Linked DNA regions of Homo sapiens: region 1 is linked to region 2. The links are chromatin contacts, found by Hi-C or POLR2A ChIA-PET in ENCODE. All regions are on one chromosome and are shown on one strand. Each heading gives the region's core, a stretch centred on a gene start or an enhancer-like site at or near the end of the contact. The rest is flanking DNA. Distances are from core to core; before and after follow the strand shown. Region 1 overlaps SUPV3L1 (Suv3 like RNA helicase). Region 2 holds the start of SRGN (serglycin).

The links. Hi-C counts contacts between places; a loop is a spot of excess contacts on that map. ChIA-PET counts read pairs that join two places held with the same protein, here RNA polymerase II (POLR2A). Pooled maps may share reads with other maps.
Region 1: a pooled map shows a loop between it and region 2 (2.6-fold over the local background). The contact joins the enhancer-like site here to the promoter of SRGN in region 2. A Hi-C loop is called at or near these places in 2 of 168 maps with a recorded cell type or tissue (K562 and endothelial cell of umbilical vein) and 4 of 50 pooled maps. POLR2A ChIA-PET finds 5 or more read pairs at or near these places in 4 of 52 experiments (WTC11, activated CD4-positive, alpha-beta T cell, activated naive CD4-positive, alpha-beta T cell and 1 more).

The regions. Positions count from the first base shown.
Region 1 is chr10:69,201,159-69,206,241 of GRCh38, reverse strand. SUPV3L1 (Suv3 like RNA helicase) reads right to left here. Exons shown (of 15, transcript NM_003171.5): 12 at 3,723-3,803; 13 at 3,199-3,375. Among named protein-coding and RNA genes, the nearest start is that of HKDC1, 17 kb to the left of the region's middle. RefSeq lists a silencer at 1,966-2,065. Within about 2 kb of position 1,966, at least 4 of the 41 ENCODE cell types and tissues checked have a DNase peak (open chromatin) inside an H3K27ac peak, as active enhancers do.
Region 2 is chr10:69,086,632-69,091,658 of GRCh38, reverse strand. It overlaps SRGN (serglycin), which reads right to left and starts at 3,556. Exons shown (of 3, transcript NM_002727.4): 1 at 3,423-3,556. The coding sequence starts at 3,501. RefSeq lists a silencer at 1,348-1,527 and an enhancer at 2,226-3,425.

The sequences.
Region 1 (5,083 bases), core at 717-3,216, 120 kb before region 2:
TAAATGCCAAGTAGGATAGCCATAAAGGGTAGAAATGTGACCACACTACCTGCTAGGCAGGACAGGCCAAGCATGAGTTCTCAAGTTATCTTATAAAGGCAGTGGCTCTATTTTTTTTGGCCACAAACAACTAGTGGAAGCCCAATACATAAAAGAGCTAAGTAAGGAGCTATGCAGAGAGAGCAGGGAGAGATGCCCGCCCATCCATCCATCCATCCATCCATCCATCCAGCAGCTGGCCCTAAAGGAGCTCCATGGAGCACAGCTTCCAAATCACAGTCCTAAGGGGCATCCTAAGTCATTAATGTGATTGAGCTCTTTCATAGTTCAGTAATGACAAAGATCAGGAAAAAAGGAAAAGCCTCTAGATTTCATATTCTAATTTTTAAACAGAAAACACACGGAGCGGCCGGGTGTGGTGGCTCATGCCTGTAATCCCTGCACTTTGGGAGGCCAAGGCGGGTGGATCACTTGAGGTCAGGAGTTTGAGACCAGCCTGGCCAACATGGTGAAACCCCATCTCTACTAAAAATACAAAAAATTAGCCAGGCATGGTGGCGGGCACCTGTAATCCCAGCTACTCGGGAGGCTGAGACAGGAGAATCGCCTGAACCTGGGAGGCGGAGGTTGCAGTGAGCCAAGCTCATACCACTGCACTCCAGCTTGGGCAACAGAGTGAGACTTCATCTCAAAAAGAAAACACACCACGCATCATGGCGCACACCTGTAGTCCTAGCTACTCAGGAGGCTGAGGTGGAAGGATCGCCTGAGCCCAGGAGTTTGGGGTTACAGTGAGCTATGATTGTGCCACTGCACTGCAGCCTGGGCAACATAGTGAGACCTTATCTTAAGAAAACAAGCAACTGTTGACCTGCATGTTCCAGAGACTCCCTACACCTTAGTAAAGAGCTTCTATTCACTAGAATAGCTGTTTAAAGGATGGTGTGAATGGTGCCAAGGCCATGGGACTGAGTTCCACTCAGGTCAGTTTACAGCAGTTCAAGACTGTTCCATAAACTTCAACCTTATGCTAGCTAAGTTTTTCACAAATGCCAGCTCTAAGAAACATATTTTCTAGGTAAACATCTGGACATGGAAGATCTCTAACACATATTATTAAGAGAAAAAGAAAAGGCAAGTTGTGAGTAATTCATTAAGATAACGTTGATAGGGCTGGGCACAATGGCTCATGCCTGTAATCCTAGCACTTTGGGAGGCTGAGGCAGGTGGACTGCTTGAGCTCAGGAGTTCGTGACCAGCCTGGGGAACATGGCGAAACCCTGCCTCTACAAAATATACAAAAATTAGCCAGGCATGGCACATGCCTGTAATCCCAGATACTCAGGAGGCTGAGGCACGAGAATCGCTTGAACCCAGGAGGCAGAGGTTGCAGTGAGCTGAGATGACACAACTGTACTCCAGCCTCAGCGACAGAGTGAGACTCTGTCTCAAAAAAAAAAAAAAGATAATTTTTTATGGGGAAATGCACCCTCACAACAAATCTAGTGTTTCCACATGAACATGCACATAGGCAAACGCAATGAAAAACAGTCTGCAAAGATACACACAAACTTACACAAGTAGTTATTTCAGAGGACTAAGATTGGGGAGGGAGCCACATTTAAGCTATCTGTAATGTTCTCATTTTGTATAAAGAGAATGTATGTATTATTTATGTAATTTTTTTTTTAAAGGGCAGAGTCTTGCTATGTTGCTGGAGATGTTCTCGAACTCCTAGGCTTAAGCAATCCTTCCTGCCTCCCAAAGTGCTGGGATTACAGGCATGAGCCACAGCACTGGACTATTTATGTTATTTAAAAAATAAGTTTAGAGCTAGATTTGATTAGAATATAGCTCATATGTAGAATGCTCAGGCCTACAGAGGAAATGGCAGTGAACCTCAGTGAGTCAGGACAAGATTCAGAGAAGAGGAGGCCTTTGGGTTTAGTGGGGTGGGGAGAGCATGCAAAGCAGAGGAAATAGGGCGGGAGGTGAGAGAACATGTTATGTTTATAAGGTACATACAGTTCTGAACCGCTTCCCTCACTTACTGTTATAGTGTAACCACTTATGTAGATTTCTTCATTATAATCATAATTATCATTGCAATGTCTTCCTAATATCCAATCAAGTGGATATGCCATAATGTAGTTAACCTTTTCCCTCTTGTTGGACATTTGGATCCTTTCAAAAACATTTTTAATAATTAAAATATTAGGCTGGACTAGGTGGCTCATGCCTGTAATCCCAGCACTTTGGGAGGCTGAGGTGGGATGATCACTTGCCTCCAGGAGCTCGAGACCAGCCTGGGTAACATAGAGAGATCTGTCTCTACAAAAAATGCAAAAATTAGCTGGGCATGGTGGCACATGCCTGTAGTCCCAGCTACTTGGGAGGCTGAGGTGGCAGGATCACTTGAGCCAGGGAGGTTGAGGTTGCAGTGAGCTGTGATTGCACCATTGCACTCCAGCCTGGGCAACAGAGCAAGACCCTGCCTCAAATATAAAATAAATAAAATTAAATTAAATAAAAGTATTGTTATGATAAACCTTGGTAGAGTTTTGTTTTTTTTTTTTTTGAGACAGAGTCTCGCTCTGTCACCCAGGCTGGAGTGCAATGGTGCGATCTTGGCTCACTGCAACCTCTGCCTCCTTGGTTTAAGTGATTCTCCTGCCTCAGCCTCCCGAGTAGCTGGGATTACAGGTGCCCACCACCATGCCCGGATAATTTTTGTATTTTTAGTAGAGACAGGGTTTCACCAGCTTGGCCAGGCTGGTCTCGAATTCCTGACCTCAAGTGATCCACCCGCCTCGGCCTCCCAAAGTGCTGGGATTACAGGCGTGAGCCACTGCACCCGGCCTTGGTAGAGATTTATGGTTCTCCATAGTCCACTGTCCTTCCTGGCCCCCAGGAATCCTGTGCTTCTCAGAAGTCAGAGATTTGCATCCCTACCCAAATGAGTTAAAAGAGGCTAGAACCCTGGCATGGTGCTCATACAAGACAGTAACCCCTGGCTCAGTGCTTTACACTTAAGAAAACTGAACACTGTTGCTACTATTAACCCCTATTTAAGTTTTTACAAAGTCTCTCATATTACTGAATACTCTTGTAATTATTTTATTTTGAATAACAAAGTACTGTTTGGGGAACCTGCATCAACCAGAAGGAACTCAAAATAGCTTAAAGATAAAGGCTTACCTGTAACAGTGAAGAACACACAAAAGGCTGCTTCTTGTTGATAGGAGCTGTGCAGAAAACATACCTCACTCGCAGACTTAGTGGAATATGCTGGATCAACTCTGCAGAAAATTTAAAATCATCCATATTGCAGACAAAATACTGCCCATCAACTTGTGAAAAGTCTACAAAAATATCCTTGGGGAAAAAAAGACAGAAATTACTGGACTGCCTAAGTGAATTAAAATGAACAATGAATAACATACTCAAGTCTATAAAAGACAATCTCTTTAATCCAGAACAAACTTCCATAAAGGCTTGCTTTAATCACTCCCTCATATCCTTCCCCACCTGAAATACTGAGAGGAAATTCCTCAGGGCTAAAGTCCCAAAAGATTTTGAGAAAAAATTTTCACTTGTAAAATAAATTTTATAAATAGCAACTTCTCAAAGGCAGACTATCCATTCATGCTCATGAGGTTAACCAGTAATCACCTGACATATCAACATTTTTAGGGGAGATGTGAAAGGGAGTTTCCACTTACAATGAGATTGGACAGTGTTGCATCAGGGAGATGGTAGGCAAACATTTCAATCTGCTCAGCAGTTGGATGAAGACCAGCTGCCTTTTAGTAAAAGAAAAAACAATCATAAGCTGATTTTTTTTTTTTCAAAAAGGACAAATTTTCTTAAGTTATTGCACGATAAAGTCCCATTCAGGCTAAGCTCTCACCATATGAAGTAAATGCCAAGAATTTGAGTAAAAGAGAAAAAATATCATTTTACCATTTATTACCAATTAGAAAAGTTGATGATTTAGTAAAAATGACAGATTATGGCCACTGAGAAATTAGTCTTTTGCTTACATTTTAGTTATATTTCTAAAACCTATGATGATCTGGCAGTGTACAAAAAATGATTTTATGGGCTGGGTGTGGTGGCTCATGCCTGTAATCCCAGCACTTTGGGAGGCCAAGGTGGGCGGATCACGAGGTCAGGAGATTGAGACCATCCTGCCCAACATGGTGAAACCCCGTCTCTACTAAAAATGCAAAAATTAGCTGGGTGTGGTGCTGCGTGCCTGTAATCCCAGCTACTCGGGAGGCTGAGGCATGAGAATCACTTGAACCCAGCAGGCAGAGCTTGCAGTGAGCCGAGATCGCGCCACTGCACTCCAGCCTGGCGACAGAGCAAGACTCCGTCTAAAAAAAAAAAAAAGATTTTACGGCCAGGTGCAGTGGCTCATGCCTGTAATCCCAACACTTTGGGAGGCCAAGGTGGGAGGATTACTTGAGGACAGTAGTTCAAGATCAGCCTGGGCAACAAAAGGAGATTCCCATCTCTACAAAAAATTTTTAAAAAATCAGCCAAGCATGGTGGTGAGCACCTGAAGTCCCAGCTGCTCAAGAGGCTGAGGTGCAAGGCTCTCCTGAGCTCAGGAGATTGGGGTTACCGTGAGCCGTGATCATGCCACAGCACTGAAGCCTGAGTAACAGAGTGAAACACTATCTCAAAAAAAAAAAAAAAGGAAAGAAAAACCTGTTTTCCAGGGTAAAACCATTTTCCATGTCTCATTTCTCCTCATTGAATTAAAATGAATAAGAAAAACCCAGTCACTTTAACCAAGGCAATAAAACTAACATAGATATATACATCTAGAAAGACATGAGAACATTTTTAAACTGGAAGTGAGTTCTCTTTAGCTACACATTACACCGTTAGGACATGGCCACAGGAAAGTATAAGGAATGAAGTATGAAACAGAGAGAGAAAGTGAATGAAAAAGACAGAAGAAAAGAGGCAAGAGAAATTAGTCATAAGGGAGGGAAGAAGAGTCCAAGACATGAGGTGCCCAGGAGGGAAGCAGGGAGGTCACAGGAGCCAACCACGAACCTAACTGTACTGC
Region 2 (5,027 bases), core at 2,307-4,806:
GATCCACACTCCTCGGTCTCCCAAAGTGCTAAGACTACAGACGTGAGCCACTGTACCGAGCCTAATTTCCTATTCTTAATGGAAACTTACTGCAGGCATGTTAGAGAAACTTAAGCAGCAACTACCATGAAGGGGAAAAGAAGACCATTTGATTTATTCAAAATGGTAGCATTATCTAAGCCGGAGTTACTTCCTCCTGGTCTATCAATTCCACAAGATGGATAAGCTTCCCCCACTCTTGCATGGTTTGACAAGCTATAAAAAGCTCCTAAGTTTACTTTCAATTTCTCCCTCAACTCAGTGGGAAACGTTATAGCAAGGGCTACGGTCAAAGGATTTTTTGTTTGTTTGTTTAAATAAAGAAAACCTCTGATCCATGAGCTGCAGTAGAAAGTTAATTCTGGCCTTGAAATCAGACGACCAGTTCAGCCGTTAATTAGTTGTAATGGGTCTTGGGCAAGACTCACAAATTTTTTGCAAGAGGTTAATGTATAGAGCAAATGAGATGAGAAATGTCAGATCCAGTTTTCTCCTCTATAATTGGTGCTAATTCCTCATCACAGGGAATGTGATGATGATTACCAGAGAATGGATGTGAAATCACTTTACAAAGAGCAGCACAAGGAGTGGATCAGTATCATTCCTGTGAGCTAGGAGACAGTATACAGTGGACACATGGCGGGCCTGGCCTCCTTGGCTGCACCTGTTCATGGATATTCCATTTTTTTTCTTTATGGGTGTCATTGGAAAAGAGAGGCAATAAAAGTGGAAGATTCACAGGCCTCATCAAATCCCCTGGAGCCCTACATTAAATAGATTAGTCATCTGTGCTCTCCAGAGTTACACATCCCCAAATTTCCATTTCTTTGTGCTTGGTAAACACAATCTTACCCCACATCTTTACTTGGGTTTGACTTATAATAAAAATATACCACCACCAAATTCATATGTTCCAGTTCTAACCCACAGAATCTCACAATGTGAAATTGTTCAGAAATAGGGTCATTGCAGATATAGGTAGTTAAGATGAGGCCATTAGGGTGGCCCTGATCCAATGCCTGGTGACCCTCTAAGAAGATGGTATTAAGACACGGATGCATGGAGGAAAGGCCATGTGCAGACAAGGGAGAAGGCGCCATCTATAAGCCAAGGAGAGAGGCCTCAGAATGCGATCGACCCTGCCAGCACCTTGATCTTGGACTCCCATCTCCAGAACTGTGAGGAAATACATTTCTGTTATTTAAGCCACTCAGTCCGTGGTACTTTGTTATGGCAACCCGAGCAAACCACTATAGTGACCTGAAATGGTTTTGAATATGCTCAGTAAAAGCAAGCCAAAAGCCTAGTTGATTTCATCTGCCAAACCAACGGGCTAGATAAACACTTTTTATAAGACAGGAAGAATGTTGTCGAATCATATCTGGCATTGCGTGGAGGTGTGAGGAAATGGTGTCACGACTCTTCACATCACAGCCTTGTGCCGCAGTCACTCACATGTGCAGCCAGTGGGGGACATCTATTTCCCTGCATGCTCAGATGTGGGCACAAGCCCTTGAGCCCGATACTGAGAGCCTTTTTTCGGAAACACCCTAGTTTGTCAGTTTCTCCCTTGTCTCTTTCTATGGTTTCCTTTTCTAACAAAGAGCTAAACCTACGAGGTCATGACATAAATGCTAGTATTCTATACAATTTCATGATGAATTATTTTCTTTCCTTCTCTTTCTTTCTTTCCTTTCTTTCTCTCTCTCTCTCTTTCTTTCTTTCTGACAGAGTCTTGCACTGTCACCTAGGCTGTAGTACAGTGGTGCAATCTCAGCTCACTGCAACCTCCACCTCCCAGGTTCAAGCAATTCTCCTGCCTCAGCCTCCTGAGTAGCTGGGATGACAGGTGTGTGCCACCATGCCCGGCTAATTTTTTTGTATTTTTGGTAGAGACGGGATTTCACTATGTTGGCCAGGCTGGTCTCAAACTCCTGACCTCATGATCTGCCTACCTTGGCCTCTCAAAGTGCTGGGATTACAGGCGTGAGCCACCATGCCCGGCCTTCTTCATTTCTTTCTAATGAATATTATACAAGGAACGTTTTTGTTTTCATTCTAGTTTTCCTTAATGAATCTTAGTGGGAAATTCATGTTTCTGGGAAATTTTGACAACATAAAGACTTACATATCTCTGGTTGGGGTATGCCCAGCACCATCTGGCCATTCAAGACTGTACTAAAGTATGGGCCTCATTACTCTCGATCTTGTCAGACCACTTGGCTATTCGGGAATTATTTCATCAAGCTGAAGATATTCCCTAAAAGATCCCAGTGAAGCCTGTTCCCTACAATTGACAATGTTTTATATTTTAAAAATACATAAATTAATAACGTTCCAGAAACATTACTTGCTCTTTTTTCAGCATTAGCATAACTAGAAGAAAATGATTTTATAAATTTCCAACATAAAATGAATGTCTCTGCGATCATCTGTAAGATTTCATCTCCACCGGAAGTAAGATCATGACAACCAAAAGTCGCTTTGACGAAACAAATCTAGGACATGTGTGTCATTGTGACTCAACATTTCCCTTACCATTTGGCGGAACCTAGTGTTTTTCTACTATAGGTTCAGCCATCTCTCTATCAAGCCATGACCTCCGTCTTATTTAGACATGATTCCTTATTTGCCAAAGAATAACAAATTGTATTTTTCTTACAAGCCTATCATTTTCATTGTCTTAGTCATTACAGGTTTTAAGTTGTTTCAGTCTGACTAAACAACACTAAATGGTAGATAAACCTAGGAAGATATTTCCGAATATGATGCTTCTCTGAGCAAGAGCACAAATACCAAATTATTTGGCCTTCTCTTTAAAATCTGAGAGGTTTTACATGAACTATGTCTAACCATAATTGAGTTTTCAGTAAGAACCAAGTTTATCTTTAAAAAAAAAAAAAAGAAAAGAAAATACACACAGTCAGATTCACCCCAATTGGAATATAACGTCTCCCAGTGTTAAAATAACAATGACACCGTCACAGCGCACTAAAACTTGGGGCTGATGTAGACACTTAGGGGTAGGCAGACACCCCCCAACAGTCAAAGGTGCCATCTCCTCCATGCAACAGGCACAGGAGTCATTTTCTAGATTCCTTTTTTGAGCTTTTAAAATTTATAAACCTCACATTTTCATCCCAAAATAGCACATTTCAATCATTGTAAGAGTTTACAAGACTGCACACGCCACAGAGTTTAATTTTTCTTGGTACCAAACTTAACAGAACTCATATTAAAGGGTTCAGCGACCCCAAATCCTTCTTCTTTGCCTCCTTTCTCACAATATTATACATTCTATGCCTTAAAATGAATATAATGACTTGCATGGACCACAGGGCTTACAGAGAAGATGGCTGGGGAACAAGACTCCTGAGTCTTACCTTGAACTGAGGATTCCAGAACCAGGATGAGGGCAAGAGCCAGGACAAGCCGACTGCATTTGAGTAGCTTCTGCATCATGACCAACTTAGTCTAGCTCTCCCAGCTGCACGCCAACTTCTTGATTAGGAAATGTAGCAGGGTGCTCTCTGTCCCTTTTAGAAAATGTTCCAAAACCTCAAACCCTGCCCAGAACACACGTCACAATTTCCTGAACAAATAGAAAGACATCCACATCAAAACCCAGAAAGAAAGGGGGTGGGGGGAACACAGTAAAATAACTATTCATACCCATTATGAAACTGTACTGGACTCCCCCCAGGCCTGCTTTTTCAAAAGTTTTGTTGTTTGCCACTTGCCTGCAAGACATTTTTTTTTCCCACCGAAACAGTAGAATCAGCATTTGGGACAGTTTGTTTTTCCTTTCTTCAGGTAACAATCTAAACACTAGATTGCTAATATTAAGAATCTGCTGCATTTTTTATGAGATAAGGGATCTAGGTGCTGCCTTTTCGTCACCAAGCACTTTCAACATAAAACATTCTCTTCATTTTCTTTTTCACCGGGGAGTAACATACCTCACTGAGCCAAGCTCGTGAAGTGAAACTTCAAAGCTGAGCTCTAACCTTCAAGAATGAGTTGTCGGATTTCAGATGAACAGTTTCTTCTTCTTCTTTTTCTTCTTTTTTTTTTTTTTTTTTTTTTTTTTGAGATGGAGTCTCACTCTGTCACCCAGGCTGGAGAGCAGTGGCGCGATCTCAGCTCACTGCAACCTCCATCTCCAGGGTTCAAGCAATTCTCCTGCCTCAGCCTCCTGAGTAGCTGGGATTACAGGCGTACACCACTGCGCTGGACTAATTTTGTATTTTTAGTAGAGACGACGTGTCACCATGTTGGCCAGGCTGGCCTCAAACTCCCAACCTCAGGCCATCCGCCTGCCTCAGCCTCCCAAAGTGCTGGGATTACAGGCGTGAGCCACCGTGCCCAGCAAACAGTTTCTTCTTAAACTCAGTTTCTTGCATTGGATCATTGGCTCTCTCTCTATCTCAAGAACATAGGATTTTCAGTTACAAAGACTGTGGTAAAACAGAAAAACTATTTTGCATTCCCCTCTCCTTCACATTGAGCATTTCTTAAGATGGATTCCATTTCTATTTTTATCTGTTCTCCTAGTCAAAATTTTCAACTCGAGTTTTGGGTCCTCTGGCCTTGAATAAGCCAGAAATCAGGAACGAGGGAGAGGTTGTCCTCACAGTGAGCTGCTGGACCTCAGCAAACAACACAAACCTCTGCCTCATGTAAATAAAGGAACAGCATTTTCCCTGGGCATGGTGCAGATTTCTGGAGGACTAAGGCTCCATATTAAAGTTATACAATAAAGGCCAGGTGCTGTGGTCCACACCTGTAATCCCAGCACTTTGGGAGGCTGAGGTGGGTGGATCACAAGGTCAGGAGATCGAGACCATCCTGGCTAACACCGTGAAACCCCGTCTCCACTAAAAATACAAAAAATTAGCCGGGCGTGGTGGCGAGTGCCTGTAGTCCCAGCTACTCGGGAGGCTGGGGTAGGAGAATCGCTTGAACCCGGGAGGCAGAGGTTGCAGTGA